Regions from separate parts of the Homo sapiens genome. Here region 1 is linked to region 2. Evidence: read pairs that join two places in POLR2A ChIA-PET (ENCODE). Cell type or tissue: Panc1. All regions are shown on one strand. Links, peaks and the distances in the headings refer to the core of each region. The heading gives the core; the rest is flanking DNA.

Evidence for each region. ChIA-PET counts read pairs that join two places held together with the same protein. Peaks named below come from ENCODE experiments on the same cell type or tissue, not always from the same donor. Only the 100,000 strongest peaks of a DNase experiment are listed, where the experiment ranks them.
Region 1: POLR2A ChIA-PET joins it to region 2 with 13 read pairs; 2 of 35 experiments call an interaction of 5 or more read pairs at or near these places.

Annotation. Positions count from the first base shown.
Region 1 is chr10:122,472,961-122,483,289 of GRCh38, forward strand. All of the region lies in intron 1 of HTRA1 (HtrA serine peptidase 1), which reads left to right. Among named protein-coding and RNA genes, the nearest start is that of HTRA1, 17 kb to the left of the region's middle. RefSeq lists enhancers at 1,019-1,542, 1,543-2,064, 3,161-3,886. In Panc1, for the core only: no CTCF peak of the experiment used is centred there; no DNase peak of the experiment used is centred there.
Region 2 is chr10:122,382,414-122,392,742 of GRCh38, forward strand. The region is part of intron 1 of PLEKHA1 (pleckstrin homology domain containing A1); the gene reads left to right. Among named protein-coding and RNA genes, the nearest start is that of PLEKHA1, 13 kb to the left of the region's middle. In Panc1, for the core only: no CTCF peak of the experiment used is centred there; no DNase peak of the experiment used is centred there; H3K27ac peaks cover 410 bases.

The DNA of each region.
Region 1 (10,329 bases), core at 1,102-9,101, 90 kb after region 2:
CTCTAGAATTTCAACCTCGTAAGTCACTGAAAGAAATTCTCCCAAAATCAATCCTTCAGGAATAATGGAAGAAGATGGTGCCAAACCCCAGCCATTCTGCTCACTGTTAGATTCCTTTTTTGGTCTTACAGGTTACTTTTATTCTCAGGTTGATGGCTCTTAGAGTTGAGCAATGTTTGGGGTAGAATAACGAGCACTTTTAAAACTTGGTTCTACCTGGGGAGGGGGTGAGTTGTGATCACAGACAGTCTCACCTGGGAGGGGCTTGGGTGTTTGTCGGCTTGTCCTTCTAACACTCGTGTCTCAGGCGAGCAGCCTGGGACCAGTGAGGTGACCTGAAGGCTGGAGGTCACAAGCTAAGAGGCGACAGAGAACCCAGGTCTCAGGAAGCCCAGCCCAGAGCTCGCTGCACTGAGCCTCTCGGATGCCAGCTCTGTCCAGGATGCGGGAGGAGGCCAGACTGATTTGGTCTGTTTTGAAAAGTGATGAAAATATTTATTCAAATGTTTTGTACTCATAGGCAGAAGTATAACAGGAGCTGCATATACAAAATTATTTTCTAGTAGTCACATTAAAAAAGTAAAAAGAAAGAACACGATTATTTTTCTTTTTAAAACAGCTTTATTGAGAGATAATTTACATACTATAAAATTTACCCCTTTAAAGTGTACAATTTGCTGTTCTTATATATTCACAATCATGCACGTATCACTACCAGCTCCAGGACACTTTCATCACCGTAAAAAGAAACCCCGTATCCATTAGTAGCCACCCCATACTTCTCCTCTGCCCAGCCCTAGGAAACCACCGGTTCATTTTCTATTTCTATGAATTTGCTTATTCTGGACATTTCATATAAATGGAATCAAAGAATACGTAACGGGCTTCTGTCTCTTAGCATAATGTTTTCAAGGTTGTCCACATTGTAGCATGGATCATTATTTCATTCCATTTTATGATTAAAAATATGCCTTTTAAGGGATACAGGGAGACCAGACGTCTATTTTATCTCCCCTCCCTGATGGGGAATCCTAATTTCAGCCTGGAAAGTCACTGCGAAAGTCTAAACTGCAGAGGTGATACTGTTTCCACTGGAAGAAACTGTAGCACCTGACTCAGGAAGCCAGCATTAAAACCAAGAATATTCTATATGGATGGGGATTACGCACTGAAAGGAAAACATGAGGAAATGCACTTTTCAGATTTATTAGATCATAGAACTTTTTTGGAGCTGGAAAGGATGTCGGAAACCGTCTAGCCTACCCCCTCATCTTACCACTGAGGTAACTGAGGCCCAGGAAGGGGAAGTGGCTTGTTTTGGGTCCGGGACCACTCTTCATTTCTTATTTGAGCCAAAGCTTCCTTCTGGCGTCTGTCTCTGTTTCACAAGTTCCCCTCGCATGGGGGCTGGGTACTGCTTGGAAGAACTGGCTTCTTCCTTGATACAGGGGCTCGTTCACCATCACCTCCCTCCCTCACGTCTCTTCTGCCTCTCTGCAGCCTCAGGCCCTCCTCCTGCACCAGGGGGGCAGACTCAACCCGGGTGGGCACTGCCTCCCAGTCCGTGGCCAGAGGCTGGAGGGCTAGGGAGACTGAACAGCCCCGGCAGCTCCAGACATAACAACCTATGTTGAGGAGTCAGGGCAGGAAGCGAACCCAGCTGAGAAATCTGCGAAGGTCAGGACCAGAGCCAGACGCTTATCAAGAGCAAAGTTAATGGTTTTTGTGAACCGAGCAGTCAGCTGTTTCCCCGAAGATAATAATAGACACATCATGTTGGGCATTCAGGAGGCATCTGAAAAAAAAAATGTGCAGTGGAATTGATTGGAAGCTTTTCCCTAATGCATAAAATAGGCCAGAAAAGACTATCAAATGTAACAGCACCGATCAAACCCAATAGATCAAGCAAGGACTGAAAAACACAATTTTTTTTTTCTTTGCCAGTGAGTCTGAAAAGTGATTTTCAATGACAGGCGCCTTTAAACATAGACAACATAAACAACAACATAGTTGTTCTGGAAGAGGCATCTTTTCCCAGTAAAGCCAAAGATGCAGATCTAGGCTGTGCTTGTGACTGACAGCACAGTGAGGGGTTCACAGCCAGCTGGCCAGGTGCCCCCCGAAAGCACATTTCGAATCTACTCTATTTGAGAGAGACTGCCTTAGCCTTGTTTGGGTAAGTCTTCCTCCTTCACTTCACCTGCCACAGACTTTTCCAGGCACCATCTGCTGCAGTCTTGGCCCAGCCCCTGCAACAGTTACTGCTCAAGGCACCCGGGACATGCAGGACGGGGGAGCAGCCTGAGGTCTGGCGTCCGGCGAGCTTTTCCCACTTGGAGCCGTCTGGGAGACTGTCCCGGAAAGAGAGGGGCTGCCAACACTTGGAAGTGCCAATGTGTGCTGCAAGTCGAGGCCAGGCTCCCGGCTCCCCCGCCTCTTCCTCCTTGATTCATTAAAAGGAAAGAAAGAGGCCACACGAAACTCTCCTGAATTTCATTTCTTTGTTTCTATGCAAAAGACAGAGCGTGGTCATTCATCATTCAAATTTTAGCCTTTTTAAACAAATAATAATTCCTGCTTGTGAATTCAGTGTATTTTAACAAGAGTAGGTCTGAGGGCCGTTGGCCGTGTCTTTCCTTAGATTTGCAGACAGCGGCCCTGATGGTGCATAGGGTTTCAGGTTTCCTTTAGACCTCAGCTGGCTGCCTGGGCCACCACTTAGCAATGCCATTGTCCTTCCTGTGCATTTTCTTTGCAGAATTCGAGGAAATCCAGTCGCACAGGCCCCTCTGTGCCCATGTCCCCGGCGCCCTGGAATGTGCAGTACCAGCAGCAGCGATTAGAATGGGGGTCTGGTTTCCCGGAATGTGCAAGGTCTGGCTTCTGTTTCTGCTGCCTCCATGCCCCAGACCAGTGCTGGGCCGGGCTCTGGGCTGGAGCCGTGGCTGACAAGTTTCCTTGGAATTTAATGGAGCGGGCCAGACAGCATGCAGCCACTCAAACTGAAAACCTGGGAAAGAAATGAGTGTTGTGGGGCAGCTTTGCTGCATTCACTGGGTCATATATGCTTCTTTTTCTTTTCCTCAGGCAACCCCTCTTGCAGACAGGAGGCCCCCTCCCCTTTCGCTTCATGCCTCACTGGCCATTAGGAACCTTTTAAAACTGATTTCTCTCCTGACCCTCAGAGAGAACATAGTCCAAGTTCCCTGGAGGAGGAGGAAGCGCTCTGTGTTTCTCTGCAGTTCACGGCTCAGTTAAATGCAGCCTACGTGCTGTCTTTCCCCACTCCTCTGCCTGCTCCCGTTGTGCTTCTCATGATCATTCTCAAATTCAGCGAGAAACCTCACAAAGGGAGCTTTTCTTAGGGAAGAGTCATCCTTGGCCTCCCGAATGTGGACCAGCCCCTCTCCCCAGCTGCACAGCATCAGGTTAGTTAACCACCTGCCTCCATCTGGGTCCTGTCTGGACAGGCCTACTCACACCTGCTGCAGGCATCCAACTTGCCCTCAGGTGCCTGTGGCTCGTCCAGAGGGGTGGAGCCCACATTCCAGTCCTGACAGGTAAAGTTCAGTGGCGGGGACCCTGCATTTAGTGTAAAGATCAATATTCCAGGTCCTCTCTTCCTGCCACCCAGCGACTGGCCGTTTGCAGGCACTCGGTCCCAGTTGTCCTGGGCCTGCAGCCCTTGCATTCTCTCTGCTTTGTCTCTGCTATTGCACCCCTGCCCCATCAGAAATGCAGGTGGGGGGGCCTTCCGCTGGGACAGTGAGAGACTGGGTAGTAAGGGGAGCGCTAGAGGGATGGTTGCGCTTGCATCCAGCCCTGACTGCATTCGCTCTCCCCCGCCTCTCTGTGAAGGTGCTGAGCTGTGAGTGGAACCAAGTGGATGAGAGTGGCCTTGGGCACCTGCCGATAAATTTCCCGGTGTGTCTTCTCCTCCTGGGAGTCCCATCTGGATTTGGGTCTGGATTTATTTATTCAGCAAGTAGCCTCTTTATAGTTACTTTTTTTTTTTTTTTTTTTTTGAGATGGAGTTTCACTTTGTCACCCAGGCTGGAGTGCACTGGCGCAATCTTGGCTCACTGCAAGCTCCGCCTTCCAGGTTCACGCCATTCTCCTGCCTCAGCCTCCCGAGTAGCTGGGACCACAGGTGCCTGCCACCATGCCTGGCTAATTTTTTGTATTTTTAGTAGAGACTGGGTTTCACTGTGTTAGCCAGGACGGTCTCGATCTCCTGACCTCATGATCTGCCCACCTTGGCCTCCCAAAGCGCTGGGATTACAGGTGTGAGCCACCATGCCCGGCCTGTAGTTACTTTTAATTTAGCCATGCTCGGGGCTGAAGGGGATGCCAAAGAAATATAAGATGAGCCCCTCAGACGGCTAAAGATGAAGATGAGGCCTCCAGTATGTACCTCCCACATACACCCCAGGAAATTCTGGGTGTCACTGGATTCTGGACCTCCCAAAAGCTGCTGGCACCTGGAGGATGGGGCCCCGAGGCTGGACCTCACTCCTGCTGGGTTGCTGGACTGGGAAAGTACTGATGGCAGCTGAGGAGTGTGTCCCAGACTTCACTGAGCCATTCCCAAAGATTATTCCAAGTTCTCCTGACACTGCACTGGAGGCCTGCTGTGCTGGCCTTCTTTATTTACAGTTTCTGACTGGTGTCTAGCAGCCCTGCCAGAGAGAGCGGCAGTGTGTCTGCAGGCGACCAGGAGAAATGTCTCAGGCTTTAGAGCAGGACTTTGAGCACATAGCTGTGGGGGCCCAGCAGGCTGTCTCCTGCACGGTTACTTCTCCTTGTCCTTTCATGGTCGAGAGGTTGCTGCCTGGCCCTTCAAGTGAGGATGGGACATGCTATCCATTGGCCTTAATTTCCAACCTCTGCATGATGCATTTTATGCTCCTGCCTTTGAAAGAACTTTTATTTTCTTGTCATTTATGCCCAGACCCCACATGGCAGAAGGAAGGGAGGCTGGGACAGGGGAGGCGGATAAGCTGCCGCTGACAGACCTGCCCAGTTTCTTAGCTCATCCCGGCCTCCATCCTGGTGAGCAGACACTGGCCCAATCCAGCCATATTTTTGGCTGAGTTTCTGTCTTCACATCTCATCCTTAACCCTGAATCCTGGCCATAGTTGGTACTGGGTTGTATTCTTATTTGTAATCTTTAAAGTAGGAATACCTTTGCTGGTATTTAAAGTGGAAGAAATCAGGTGAAGAATCACAAGTGATTTGCAAACTGGAAGAGACATTAGAATGTAAATGTGAGGAAGCGTCAGCATGAGGGGCTTGCCTGGGCTGCACAGCTTGCCTTGGCTGGAGTATGCACTGTTCTGGCATTGCAGAGAGGATGGGTACCTTGCCTCCCTGCAGGTGGGGGACTGTATCAGCCCCCGCAGACTGCTCCTGGGCTCCTGAGTTTGACAGATTTTTTTTTTTTTTTTTTGAGACGGACTCTCACTCTGTTGCCCAGGCTGGAGTGCAGTGGTGCGATCTCGGCTCACTGCAAGCTCCACCTCCTGGGTTCACGCCATTCTCCTGCCTCAGCCTCCCGAGTAGCTGGGACTACAGGCGCCTGCCACCACGCCTGGCTAATTTTTTGTATTTTTAGTAGAGACAGGGTTTCACCGTGTTAGCCAGGATGGTCTCGATTTCCTGACCTCATGATCTGCCTGCCTTGGCCTCCCAAAGTGCTGGGATTACAGGCTTGAGCCACTCGCCCGGCTGAGTTTGACCAGATTAAGGCAGCATCTCCAGTGGCACCTGAGCAGCTCCTGAGATGCTTTTCTGTGCTAAATCTGGATTTGGGGTATTAAATCAAATGAATTTGAAATGCAGGCACAGCTGGCCCCATGGGCATGGACCTGTGCAGTCACACCTTGCCCCGTGTTCAGAAGGGTGCTGTGCCTGTTTTAATGCTCTGCTGTTGCTCTCTTGAGATTCTTAATAATTTTTGAACAAAGGGCCCCACATACTCATTTTGTACTGGGTACTGCATATTATGTAGCTAGTCTTGAATCTAGGACAGTGCATTAAAATGCCATTGATTGGATCAATCTGCTCTTGCAACTGATTTGAATTTTGGGAACATGCTGTTTCCTGTGAATAAAGGAGGATTCATTTCTTTTCCCTCGAATACACTGCGTTCTGTTTTCCAAATTAGCTCTACGTATCAACTCAGCTGAGAAATTGGAAGCGGGGATTGTTCTGGCTGGAAGGGAAGGTTAGATTGTTAATCCTGCATCCTGGCCCTGATCTCACCGAGTGTGAAGCATGTTCCCACAATGGTGTGGGCTGCGGGGGGCTGGAGGCTGGCTGAGAAGGTGGGGACCAAGGAGGGAGGCTAGCCTGGGAGCCAGACAGATGGGGTTAGGCTCTTGCTTTTGCCACTCGCCAGCTCTGAGGCTTAGGGCAACATGATTTAATTCTCTGATCCTTGTTTTTTTCATCTTTCTGTAGACTGGTGATGAGATGCACCCTGCAGGCTTGCAGGCTTGCAGGAGTAATTAAAGGTAATATTTGTGCCTATTATTGGGCTTGACATATAGTAGATGCTCTACAATAAATAGATCCTATTATTCTTATTGATAATATTATTTTATTGCTAACATTGAAGGTTGGGTGGGATTTGACTAGCTGGAGGCGAGGAGAATGAGATCATCCAGGCCGGAAGGAAAAGAGACATGAATGCAGGGGGATGGGGTGGAGCACTTTGGAGGTGTGGGGAGAGGTCTGCAGGGTGGGAGTTGTGCATTAAGGAGTCGTGGGGAGAGTGGAGGAATCAGTGCCACATGGTGAATGAGAGGGGATCGTGGGCCCGAGGAGATGGCGATGGCTGCGGGGATCCTGCAGGAAGTTTATGTGCCCCAAAGTGGCATTATCAGTTAGGGGGAGACACTGAAGACAGAGGTGAGGCCTGCCTGAATTAGCGTAGAGTGGGATTCTTGGAAGCTTCAGAAGCTTGAGAAGAGCCACTTGGAGGTGTTGAAATGCACCTGGGAGGGACGTGGGGACCCAGCTCTGGGCTGAGAGCTGGGAGACGGAAACGCAGGTGACCTTGGCCTTGAAGATGGGGCATGATATTTAGTGCTTTATGTGCAATCTCACCTAGGACTCCCAAGCCCTTTGGAGTAGGTGATATTAGCTCCGTGTTACAGAAAGGGAGACTGAGGCTGAAGCAGGGACATTCATGATCTGAAGTCACACAGCTGTACGGGGCAGAAGTGGGCATGGAGGCATTAACTTAGAGCCGAAAGGTGTGACCTTTCTTAGTGTGGCTGGCCCCACGGGGAACGTGTGTGGGTTGGAGTACAACTTGGTGTTCCTACCCATCCCAGATGCTCTGCGTTTGTGAACCCCAGTTGCCACATCAGGGCGGGCGAGGGCAGGAAGCTCTGCAGGGAGAAGGGACAAGGGACAGAGCCAAGAACAGGGGCAGTGCCCCAGGGTCCTGCAGGGGCAATGAAGGGGGTTGGCACACCTGGGTTAGTTGCTGGCCAGTGTGGGGAGAGAGCTGGCCTGGGAGTCTAATGGGAATGCCAGGGAAAGCTGCCTTGGTCCCCTAAAGTGAAGCCCCCATGCTGGCCATGGAGTGTTGGTGATTGAGGGTCCCTGCTAGTTGTCTGGCCGAGGCAGCATGTCCTATAGGCATAGCTCTGGTGTCCTGCTGGCGTGGCGTGAGTGCCCCTCATGCTGGGAGCCAGCCCTGTGCTCTGGAGGGAGGTGGTGGGAGGACAAGGGACAGTGGGACCTGCCACCTGAGCAGGAATTGGCACCTTCTCCCACTGGCAGGTCCAGGTTTTATGGAATCTGAAACTTGTACAATTCAGTATACCCTCTTCAAGAAAAACACCCCTCAAAATTATGAATATAACATTAGGTATGAAACTATTATTGATATAGATTGAAAAAAGAAAATGCCCAAAATGACAAACTTCAGAAAATAGACAAATACTGCAAACATCACAAAATCAGAAAAATAAGATTAAAAAAAGCTAACTGCTGAACACTCCGTCATCTTGAAAATGCCCCTCTCTCCTCCTCTATTTTTTGGCTGTGAACTCTTTGCTCACCTTTTCATGTGACAATGCTTTTGTAATATTTCCTACAGAGAAAATAGAATAATTTATTATTACTTTTATTGTTTTTGGATTATTATTATGATCAATTCAATATTTTTCTGCTACCCACACACTCACTGTCTTCTGTCCAACCTCTGGCCTGCACCAGGGGAACCAGCAGTTTCCCCTGCCATAGGGTGTCCCTGGAGACCACACATATAGCAGGATAGATATAGCAATTTAACTAGACACAGAAGGGACTTCAAAGCCACAAATATATCTCATTTAACCTGAACAAAATGATTATCCAGTTTTACTTTTCCCTTAGCCTCTTCCCCCAAATGCTGGCAGCCACCCTGATGGGATAGATGTGTGACAGAGGGCAAGAGACCGTGGCCCCAACCAGCTGCAGCTTCACTCTTTCATTTCTGTATACTCTCTACAAGCTGTGATGATAGCACTTTGCTAGGGCCCCTCACAGGGCAGATGGAGGGCTCCACGCTGAAGCTTTGTGGATGTTTGCTGTCTATCCACCTCTGCTCCTTGTGCCTATGCAGGGATTCAGGCCCAACCACTGCAGAGAGCCCAAGAGCATCAGGCAGAGGTTCCCAAACTGTCATGATTGGTGGCACCTTTAGTAGTTGATACGGTTTGGTTGTGTCCTCACCCAAATCTCATCTTGAATTCCCACATGTTGTGGGAGGGACCCGGTTGGTGGTAATTGAATCATGGGGGCAGATCTTTCCCGCACTGTTCTCATGATAGTGAATAAGTCTCCCAAGATCTGTTGGCTTTATAAAGGGGAGTTTCCCTGCACAAGCTCTCTCTCTGACTGCTGCCATCCATGTAAGACATGACATGCTCCTCCTTGCCTCCCACCATGATTGTGAGGCTTCCCCAGCCACGTGGAACTGGAAGTCCAATAAAACCTCCTTCTTTTGTAAATCACCCAGTCTCAGGTATGTCTTTATCAGCAGTGTGAAAATGGACTAATACAGTAGTGCAGTCATTTTTTCATGGTCCCCAGTAAGGCCAAAAAATACCCAACAGTTCCATTTATCAATTAGTGGAGGCCAAACAATTTGATAAGTATTTGTGTCCCTATAACACAGTGGTCATTAAAAAAAGACATTTTAATTTCATTATTCAATAAGCATGATTACTTATGAATGGGATATGTGCACCTGTTGGGTGTCACATGACCTTTCAAATCTTGGAGTCAGATTGGACACCACCATGCCCATTTCCAGTTCAACTCTGATTTTTGTGTGGTACATGCTTTTTATCACAGTGACTGCCAGAAATCCAACTTCATATGGAATCATGAAAAGGGATGTAGTGTGATCTGATTTCAAAACTATGATCAATCTAGAGCTAGTTTACAAGGTGTCTAACAGTGATCAAGTATCACTGTATTTCCCTAGAAAACCTGAAATATCGATGAATTTTCTGTGGCACTCTGGGGTCCCTTGGGGCACACTATGGGAACCATGGGATTAGGACCATAAGGATATGATTTTGGCTTCTTCCTGCCTCAGATCTAATCTTTACCTGGCATTTTTGCCTTAAAGATGAAAGAAGCATACATTTTGATGTATTTAAAGCACATATTCGGCCAGGTGCGGTGGCTCACACCTGTAGTCCCAGCACTTTGGGTGGCTGAGGCAGGCAGATCACAAGGTTGGAAGTTTGAGACCAGCCTGACCAACATGGTGAAACCCCATCTCTACTAAAAATACAAAAAATAGCTGGGTGTGGTGGCATGTGCCTGTAATCCCAGCTACTCAGGAGGCTGAGGCAGGAGAATCACTTGAACCCAGGAGGCAGAGGTTGCAGTGAACCAAGATTGCACCACTGCACTCCAGCCTGGGCTACAGAGCAAGACTCTGTCTCAAAAAAAAAAAAAAAAAAAAAAAAGCACATATTCATTTTGTGCTTATTCTTTTGAGAGAAACACAGATAAAAGCCTATCCTTTAATTCATACTCCCCATACTGTGATTTTCATTTTTACTGCAACAAATTTTGTTCAGTGTGATAATGAATGTCAAACACTTAATGCCTTGCTCTTTTCAGTAACATGACATATTGGAGAATAATGACTGAAGCTTATCTACACTGCCTACGTCTGTTTTCTTCCACCTTGAAAGAAGTTGTTGAAAGTAATTAAGAAGTATTATGTGTAAAACTCCAGGGATGATGTGCTTCAAGGAAGCAACATTTATGAAGTTGTGTGCTTGACTAGTAGTTTATAAAGAGGAAAGACG
Region 2 (10,329 bases), core at 1,224-9,223:
AGCTTCTAGATTCAATAGATACCAAGTTACTTGGTAAAGGTGGGGGCTATAAGATCTCTCCAATGTAAAGATACATTTCCTGTTTGCAATTAGTAACAAAACTGTGGGGTGATATTTTGAGACTATGAATATTCTGTTTCCTAACAGCATTTCATCTAGTGGTTTTAGTGTTCATTGAAGATGCTTGTGTAAATCAGTGAGACATTGGGATTACAAAGTGGTGATTTTCTATTACTGTCATATCTTCAGAAATGATGTAGTTCATATTATTTCTAATTCAGATGTATTGTACACAGTTTGTTCTTTTGTTTTTTGTTTGTACCTCTTTTCTCTCACTGTGAAAGTCTTGGTTCCTAATAACAAATAAATGTTTTCTTTTATTTTAAATATAATCATATCAACATATTTACATTATCCAATAATGTACATTATAATGGTCTGGAAGTCTTGTTATACCTAAAATGTTTCACATTACAGTACCAAGTAGGAATGCTGGATCATAGGATAAAAGCATATATGATTTTGTTAAATAGTACCAGATTCACCCAGTAGGGTTTTACCATTTTGCCTTCTTGCCAGCAATGTAAGAGTTTCTGTTTTCTTACAGCCTCATCAGTATAGTGTGTTGTCAAACTTTTGAATTTTTGCCAGTCTAATAGATGAGAAATGGTATATCTGTATAGTATAGATTTAAAAAACTTTTCTATTATGGAGATTTGTGAACATCCACAAAAATAGAATAGTGTAACCAATCCCATGAACACCATCATTTAGCCCCAGCAACTACCAACCCTGCCACCAGTGCCTCCGTTTATTCCCTTCTCTAAAAATTATTTTGAAACAAATCCCAGATAACATTTTTTTCTTTTCTTTCTTGCTTTTTTCTTTTCTTTCTTTCTGTTTTTTTTTTTTCTTTTTTTTTTTTAGAATGGGTCTTGCTCTATTGCCCAGGCTGGAGTACAGTGGCACAATCATAGCTTACTGCAGACTCAATCTCCTGGGCTGAAGCGATTATCCCACCTCAGCTTCCCAAGTAGCTGGGACTACAGGCACACACCACCATGCCTGGCTAATTTTTTTTTTTTTTTTTGGCAGAGATAATGTCTTGTCATTTTGTAGGCTTGAATTGCTGAGCTCACACAATCCTCCTGCCTCAGCCTCCCAAAGTGCTGGGATTACAATTGTGAGCCATCATGCCTGGCCCCAGATAAATAACATTTATTTTATATCAGTAAATATCTCTAAATGAAAAGGACTCCTCCTTTTTTTGGTAACAATCACAATGCCGTTATCACACCAAAAATAATGTGTCTGTTTTCTTAATATCATCAGACAATATTCAAATTTCCGATTTTAAGTATGTCAGTGTTTTTTTGTTTGTTTTTGTTTTTATTTTTAAAGAAACAGGATTTAAATAAAATCCACATGTCGTGATTGGTCCAGATATCTAAAGTCTTTTTTAATTCATAGGTTTCTCCTCTAGTTCCTTTTCTTCTCCTGCTTTTGAATTTAATTTTAAAGAAACCAGTTATCTTTCCTGAGCCATTTCTTACTGTATAGATTTTGATATTTGAATCCCTGTGGTAGTCTCTCGTGTTGTTCTGTTCTTGGGATGTCATTGGCAATGGCTACATCTCGGTATGGTTTTTTTGTATTTGTCCTGTTATGAGTGATACTGAATATCTCATCATATATTTAAAGGCCATTTTTATATCTCTCTTGGTACAATGTTCATGTCTTTTACTCATTTTTCTATTGAACGTTTGATATATTTCCCTTAACATTTTTTGCAAGCTCTTTAAATGCTAGGGAGATTAGCCCTTTGTTTATGATATAAGTTGCAAATATTTTCTACTGGCTTTGACTTTGCTTATCAGGTTTTTGCCATGGAAAGCTTTTAAAAAACTTTATTTGGCTGGGCGCGGTGGCTCACGCCTGTAATCCCAGCACTTTGGGAGGCCGAGATGGGCGGATCACGTGGTCAGGAGATTGAGACCATCCTGGCTAACACGGTGAAACCCCGTCTCTACTAAAAATACAAAAAATTAGCCGGGTGAGGTGGTGGGCGCCTGTAGTCCCAGCTGCTCGGGAGGCTGAGGCAGGAGAATGGTGTGAACCCCAGGGGGCAGAGCCTGCAGTGCGCCGAGATCGTGCCACTGCACTCCAGCCTGGGTGACAGAGCGAGACTCTGTCTCAAAAAAAAAAAAAAAAAAATGACTTGTAGTCATTTATAAATGAGTTTTTAAAATTGTTACTGCTCCAGGTGTGGTGGCTCACACCTGTAATCCCAGCACTTTGGGAGGCCAATGCAGGTGGATCATTTGTGGTCAGGACTTTGAGACCAGCCTGGCCAAACATGGTGAAACCCTGTCTCTACTGAAAATACAGAAATTAGCCGGGTGGTAGTGGCTCAGTGCCTGTAATCTTAGCTACTCAGGAGGCTGAGGCATGAGAATTGCTTGAGCCTGTGAGGTGGAGGTTGCAGTGAGCCGAGTATCACGCGACTGCACTGCAGTCTGGGCAACAGAGTGAGACTCTACCTCAAAAAAAGAATTTTTTTTTAAATTGGTACTGGATTTTTAACCTTTTGAAGTTACATTCAATAAACTCTATCTGTTTAAAATGTATAATTTGATGAGTTTTGACCATGTCTGCAGCACATTAAGATACAGAACATTTCCATAACTCTGAGAAGTATCCTCATGCCACTTACAGTCCTTCCCTTCACCCTCAGCTCCAAGCAACTACTGATCTGCATTCCATCCCTATAGATTGGTTTGCAGTTTTCAGAATTTTATAGAAATATAATTATTTCTATAAATAAATAACACTAAAACCACTAGTTGAAATGTTAGGAAGCAGAATTATTATCAAAGGCTGTATCCTTTTGTGTCTGGCTTTTTTTTTTTTTTTTTTTTTTTGAGGCGGAGTTTCGCTCTTGCTGCTCAGGCTGGAGTGCAGTGGCGTGATCTAGGCCCACTGCAACCTCCGCCTCCCGGGTTCAAGCAATTCTCCTGCCTCAGCCTCCTGAGTAGCTGGGATTAGAGCATGCACCACCATGCCCGGCTAATTTTGAATTTTTAGTAGAGACGGGGCTTCTCCGTGTTGGTCAGGCTGGTCTTGAACTCCCAACCTCAGGTGATCTGCCTGCTTTGGCCTCCCAAAGTGTTGGGATTATAGGCGTGAGCCACTGTGCCCAGCCTATTTCTGGCCTTTTTTGTACTTAATATTACGATTTTGAGATTTATTCATGTTGTTGCATCTGTCAGTAGTTCCTTTTTACGGTAGAGCAGTATTCCATCTCTACTGATTTGTTCTATGTCCCATATCCTTTTTGGTCTGGCTTCTTTCACATACCAAAATACATTTGACATTTATTAGTTGCGCATGTATCAATAGTTTGTTCCTTTATTTTGCCAAGTAATATTTTATTGTATTGGATGCACCACATTTTGTTTATTCGTACACCAGTTGAAGGACATTTGGGTTGTTCGTGTTTTTTTGCCAGTTATGACTAATACTGCTATAAACATTTGTATCCAATATTTGGTGTGAACATAAGCCTTCAATTCATTTGGATAAATACCTAGGAGTGGGATTGCCGGGTTGTTCGCTAAGGATCTGTTTAACTGTAAAAACTGCCAAACTGTTTTCCAAAGTTGCTATGTCATTTTGCATTTCCACCAGCAATATATGATAGTTCGTTTATTTCACATCTTTGACAGCATTTAGTGTTGTCAGGGTTTTTTTTGTTTGTTTTAGACATTTTAGTAGGTATGTTATAGTATCTTGTGGTTTTTATTTGCATTCACTTTCCTGACTAATTATAGTAGGCATCTATTCGTGTGCTTATTTACTATTTTTATATGTTCTTAGTCAGCTTGTGTGTTCCAAGTTTTTTTTTTTTACCATTTTCGTATTTGGTTGTCTTATTATTGAATTGTAATAATTACCTGCCTGTTCTAGGGTATCATTTGCTGTCTGGATACATATATATTGAATATTTTCTTCATTTTTATGGCTTGTCTTTTCATTTCTTTATGGTGTCTTTTGAAGAGCAATTTTAAAGTTTGATTACGTTTCAGATATATCAACTATTATATGGTTCAGGCTTTTTGTGTCTTATCTAAGAAATATTTGTCTACCCCTAAGGTCCTGAAGACTTTGTCCTATATTTTGTTCTGGAAGCTTTGACATTTTACATTGAGTCAGTGATCCATTTGAGTTAGTTTTTTTCCTCATAGACAGTCGATTATTCCAGTCTTGTTTGTTGAAAAGACTGTCCTTTCTCTACAAAATTGCCTTGGCACCTTGGTTGAAAATTAACTGTTCTCTCTTCCTGTTTACTAGAAGAATTTTTAAAAGACCGGTGTTATTTTTTTCCTTAAGGGATTGGTAGAATTCACATATGAACTATTTCTAGGCTTTGACTTTTCTTTTTGGGGTTTTAGTAGTGAATTCATTTGCTTTAGTAGAAATAGGTACTTCAGATTTTCTTTTTTGTCTTGTGTCAGTTTTTTCAAAGTTGTGTTTTTTCAAAGAATTTGTTTACTTCTAAATTGTCAAATTTGTTTGCATGAATTCTTATTACCCACTTAATGTCTATAGGGTGTGTAGTGTGTACTTCCTAATATTGGTGATTTGCTTTCTCTCTTTCACTTGGTTCACATAGCTATAGATTTATCAATTTGATCTTTTCAAGAAACAGCTTTTGGTTTTAATTTGTATTGTTTGTTTTCAATTTTATTAGTTTCTTTTCTGATATTTATTATTCCCTTTCTATTTTGGGTTTACTTTACCTTTTTCTAGCTTTTTAGGGTGGAGTTTATGCCATTCATATTAGACCTTTTCTAATAAAAATATCTTAAGACTATAAATTTTCTTTCAAAATCACCTTTAGCTGCATACTACAAATTTTGACTTTTAAAATTTTTCATTTAGTTAAGAATGTTTTCTGATTTCCCTTTTGATTTCTTCTTTTACCCATATTTTATTTAAAAGTGTATTTTAATTTTCAAATAGCTATTCAGGTGATAATTTCATCTATAGCACTAAAAACCAATGAAAATTCTGACATATATTTGTTTATAAAATTCCTTGAATGCTCTGTATATTGTATTTATATGGTATATACCTGAGGGCTTTTCTGTAGCATAAAAGAACAGTTCATTATTTTTCACTGTTCTCTGGGTTGAAGGAGCTCATTTGGGCAGCTCCATCTTGGGGGTCTCTCTCTTGTAGTTGCAGTCAGATGGCAGCTGGAATGAGAGTCATCTGAAGGCTTGACTGGGCTGGATGGTCAAGATAGCCTCTTCACTCACTCTGCTAGAATGACTGGGACAGCTGGGTGTGGGCTGGTCACCTCTCTCCGCACAGCTTCTTCATGGGACTAGTTGGCTTTCACACAACGGGGCAGTCTGAAGGCAGTCAGATTTCCTACATGACAGCTGACTTCTAGAGTGAGCATTCTAAGACATTGAGTTTTTTCAAGTAGATAATTTATTTGCTCTACTCTTTCAAACTAAGAAGTAAGATAAATGTATGGGGCCAGTCATTGTAGAAACTGCCTGGTAAGTAACGTTACAGCATCCTTTTATTTTTTTAGTCGAGGTGAAATTAGCATGAGATTACCCATTTTAGTGCGTACAACCCAATGACATTTCATACTTTCACAGTGTCAGTGTTGTGCAACTATCACCTATATCTACTGTCAAAACATTTTCATCACCTGTTAAGCAGCTCTTCTGCATTTCCCACTCTCTTCAGCCTCTGGCAACCACCAATCTATTCCTTGTTGCTCTGGATTTATCTATTTAGGATCTTTCATATAAATAGAATCATACAACATGTACCTTTTTGTTGGTGGCTTTTTTCATTTAGCATGTTTCTGAGGTTTATCTAGGTAGTAGCATGTATCAGTACTTCATTCCTTTTTATGTCTGAAAAATATTCCATTGTATGCATATACCACATTTCATTCATTTGTTGGGGTTGTTTCCACCTTTTGGCTATTTGTGAGTAGTGCTGCTATGAACATTTCATATACAAGGGTTTATTTGACTACCTGTGTTCAATTCTGAATATCTGAATCTCAGAGATACGTGGGTTCAGTTTCAGTCCATGGCAATAAGATAAATGTTGCAATAGAATGAATCACACTAATTTTTTGGTTTCCCAGTACATATAAAAACTATGTTTACACTATACTGTAACCTATTAAGTATGCTATAGCATTATATGTAAAAAATGTATATACTATAATTTAAAAATATTTTATTGCTTAAAAATGCTAACAGTCATCTCAGCCTCTTCAAATGAGTTGTAATTTTTTGCTAGTGGAGAGTTTTAACTCAATGTTGGTGGCTGCTGACTGATTAGGATAGTGGTTGCTGAAGGTAGGGGTGGCTGTGGCATTTCAAGAAACCACTTTTGTTTGCTCATCCATAGAAGCAACTTCTCATCTGTTCAAGTTTTAGCATGAGATTATAGTAATTTAGTCACATTTTCAGGCCCTTCTAATTCTAGTCCTTTTGCTGTTTCTGCCATATTTGTAGTTACTTCCTCCACTGAAGTCTTGAACCCTCCCAAGTCATCCACGAGAGTTGGAATCAACTTCTTTCAAAACCTTGTTAATGTTGATATTTGGACCTCCTCTTGTGAATCATGAATGTTCTGAACAGCATCTAGAATGATGAATCCTCTCCAGAAAATTTTCAATTTACTTTGCCCAGATCTATCAGAGGAATCACTGTCTATGGCAGCTATATTTCAAATCACAAATATATATTTCAATATCACAAAATGTGTTTCTTGAAAGTTGAAATTACTCTTTGATGCATGAGCTGCAGAATGGATGTTGTGTTAACAGGTGTGGAAACAACATAATCACCTTGCACATTTTCATCAGAGCTCTTGGGTGACCACGTGCATTGTCAGTGAGCAGTGATATTTGGAAAGGAATCTTCTGAGGAGTAAGTCTCAATAGTGGGCTTAAAATATTCAGTGGCTGGGCGTGGTGGCTAACACCTGTAATTCCAACACTTTGGGAGGCCAAGGCAAGCGGATCACCTGAGGTCAGGAGTTTGAGAGCAGCCCGGCCAATGTGGTGAAACCCTGTTTCTACTAAAAATACAAAAATTAGTCAGGCATGATGGCATGTGCCTGTAATCCCAGTTACTTGGGAGGCTGAGGCAGGCTGAGGCAGGAGAATTGCTTGAACCTGGGAGGTGGAGGTTGCAGTGAGCCAAGATTGCGCCACCACTCTAGCCTGGGTGACAGCAAGACTCCATCTCAAAAAAAAAATTTTTTTTTCAGTAAAACATGCTGTAAACAGGTGTGCTGTCATCCAGATTTTGTTATTCCATTTTTAGAGTACAGGCAGAGTAGACTTTGCATAATTCTTGAGGGCTCTAGGATTTTTTTCGGAATGGTAAGTGAGCAGTGACTTCAACTTAAAGTCAGCAGCTACATTAGCCCCTAACAAGAGTCAGCTTGTCCTTTGAAGCTTTGAATCAGGCATTGACTTCTCTAGAACTGTGAAAGTCCTAGATGGCATCTTCCAATAGAAGACTTTCACATACATTCAAAATCTCTTTACTGTACCCACCTCCTTGATGTCAGCTAGATCTTCCTGGATAACTTGTGGAAGCTTCTATATCAGCACTTGCTGCTTCACCTTGCACTTTTATGTTATAGAGATGGCTTCTTTCTTTAAAAGTCATGAACCAACAACCTCTGCTGGCTTCCAGCTTTCTTCCTGTAGCTTCTCACCTCTCTCAGCCTTCAAATAACTGAAGAAAGCCTTTCTTTAGGTTAGGCTTTGACTTAAGGGGAATACTGTAGCTAATTTGATGTTCTGTCGAGACCAGTAAAGCTTTCTTCATATCAGCAATAAAGCTGTTTCACTTACCATTCTTGTGTTCACTGAAGTAGCACTTTTAATTTCCTTCAGGAACTTTACCTTTGCATTCATAACTTGGCTGTTTGGTGCAAGAAACCTCATTTTTGGTCTGTCTCAGCTTTTGACATGCTTCACTTACTAAGCTTAGACATTTCTGGCTTTTGGTTTAAAGCGAGACACTTGGCTGGGCATGGTGGCTCATGCCTGTAATCCCAGCACTTTGAGAGGCCGAGGCAAGAGGATTGCTTGAGGCCAGGAGCTCAAGACTAGCCTGGGCAGCATAGTGAGATCCTGTCTTTACAAAAAATAAAAAAGTTAGCTGGGCATGGTGGTACATGCATGTAGTTCTCCCACCTATTTGGGAGGCTGAGACAGGAGGATTTCTTGAGCCCAGTAGTTTGAGGCTGCAGGGTTGCCACAAACCTTCAATTTGTAAAAACTCCAATATCTGTGAAGTGCAATAAAATGAAGCACAGTAAAACGAGGTGTGTGTGTACCTAGGAGTAGAATGGCTGGATCATATGGTAATTCTATGTTTAACTCTTGAAGAGCTGCCAAATTGTTTTACACAGCTGTTGTACCATTTTACATTCCCACCAGCAACGTAGGAGGGTTCCAGTTTCTCCATGTCCTTGCCAACACTTGTTATTTTCCTCTCTTTTAATTATAGCCATCCTAGTGGGGGTGAAGTTTTATCTCATTGTGGTTTTTATTTGGATTTCCCTAATGACTGATGATATTGAGTATCAAAGTTCTCGTTGACCATTTGTTTATCTTCTTTGGATAAATGTCTCTTCAAGTCATTTGCCCATTTTAAACTTGGACTAAAGTTTTTGAGTTCTGAAAGTTACTTATGTATTCTGGATACTAGATCCTTGTCAGATATATAGTTTGCAAATATTTTCTTTCCTTCTATAGATTTTCTTTTGACTTTCTTGAAGTTGTTTGATGCAAAAAAAGTTTTAAAATTTGATGAAGTCCAATATAATTTTTGTTGTTGCTCATGCTTTTGGTATTATATCTAAGAATTCATTGCCAATTCCAAAGTAAGATTTACCCTATATTTTCTTCTGAAAGTTTTCTGGTTTTAGCTCTTAAATTGTTAATCCATTTTGAGTTAATTTTTATAAATGGTGTGAGGTAGGGGGTCCAGCTTCATTCTATGTGGATATCCAGTTGTACCAGCACCAGTTGTTGAAGAGGCTTTTTTCCCCCACATTGAATGGTATTAGCACCCTTGTTGAAATCAGTTGACTATAGATGTATAGGTTGAAATCAGTTGACTATAGATGTATAGGTTTATTTCTGTGCTCTTAATTCTTTTCCACTGATCTATGTCTATTCTCATGGCAAGTTGATAGCTTTTACCTGTGGTATATGGTAGTATAGAGTATTGATTTTTCAAGCTTTGATTACATTGTAAACTTTTTTTTTTTTACAAACATGGTAAATTTATTAAAGAAATTATTTCCTTTAAAGTATCAGATTTATAAGAACAATAACAGCAACAACACACAAACTTATTGGATGGTTTTATTTAAAACTTTTTGGTGTATTTTATCATTTCTCTGACTGCATATGGAATAGTGATGCAGATACATAGTATATCAGTGTGCATTGTAATTGAATTTTCACTGTAAGTTAAATTTACCTTGAGCCTCTAAATAAATAGTTATGTAAATTCATCCTGCCAAAAGATGTGATGGTGCCAGCTATAGAAGTACCAGAATAGTAACAGCTGTCTGGTGCAGATTTGGGCTAAGCATCACATCAAGAAGGAATCACATGTCTGTAGTCTCTAGAGAAACAGTTCTTGGCACCTAATGGTTTTTTAACTTTAATCAGTACAATAAAAGTTGCAGTACTTTAGGACCAGAATATGATACACCTTTTAAGTCTATTTTAATCTATAATGTCTCTCTTTTTCTTTTTTTTCTTGTAATAATTTACTTGCTAAAGAAACTTTTTTTTTTCCTTTGTTTCTTATAGTCTGGCTCTTGCTGATTGAATTCCTTTGGTGCAGTTTAGCATGTTCCTCTGTGTTCTGCATCTCCTGTAGGTTGGTATTTGGATATAGAGGGGATCTAAAAAACATTTTTTCTTGTTGCTTTATGTTCACATGATAGGTGATGTTTGTGTCTTCCATCAGGAGGCACATCATACCTGCTTATCTCTCTTTCCAGTACATTAACTAGTTTATTTTGATTCACTTTAGTTTTAACAATTCAAGGGTTTTTTAGAGAGGATGGTGTAGAGCATAAGATAGGAGATCTAGAGTGCGGTAATCTGGATTCAGGCTTTGACTCTTGGCCTACTAGTTTTGGAATTTTGGAAAATCACTTCCCCTGTGTATTAAGTTCCTTATCTGCTGGGGATGATTATGCCTACTCCTAGGATTGTTTAGAAGATTAAAAGAGTTAACATATGGA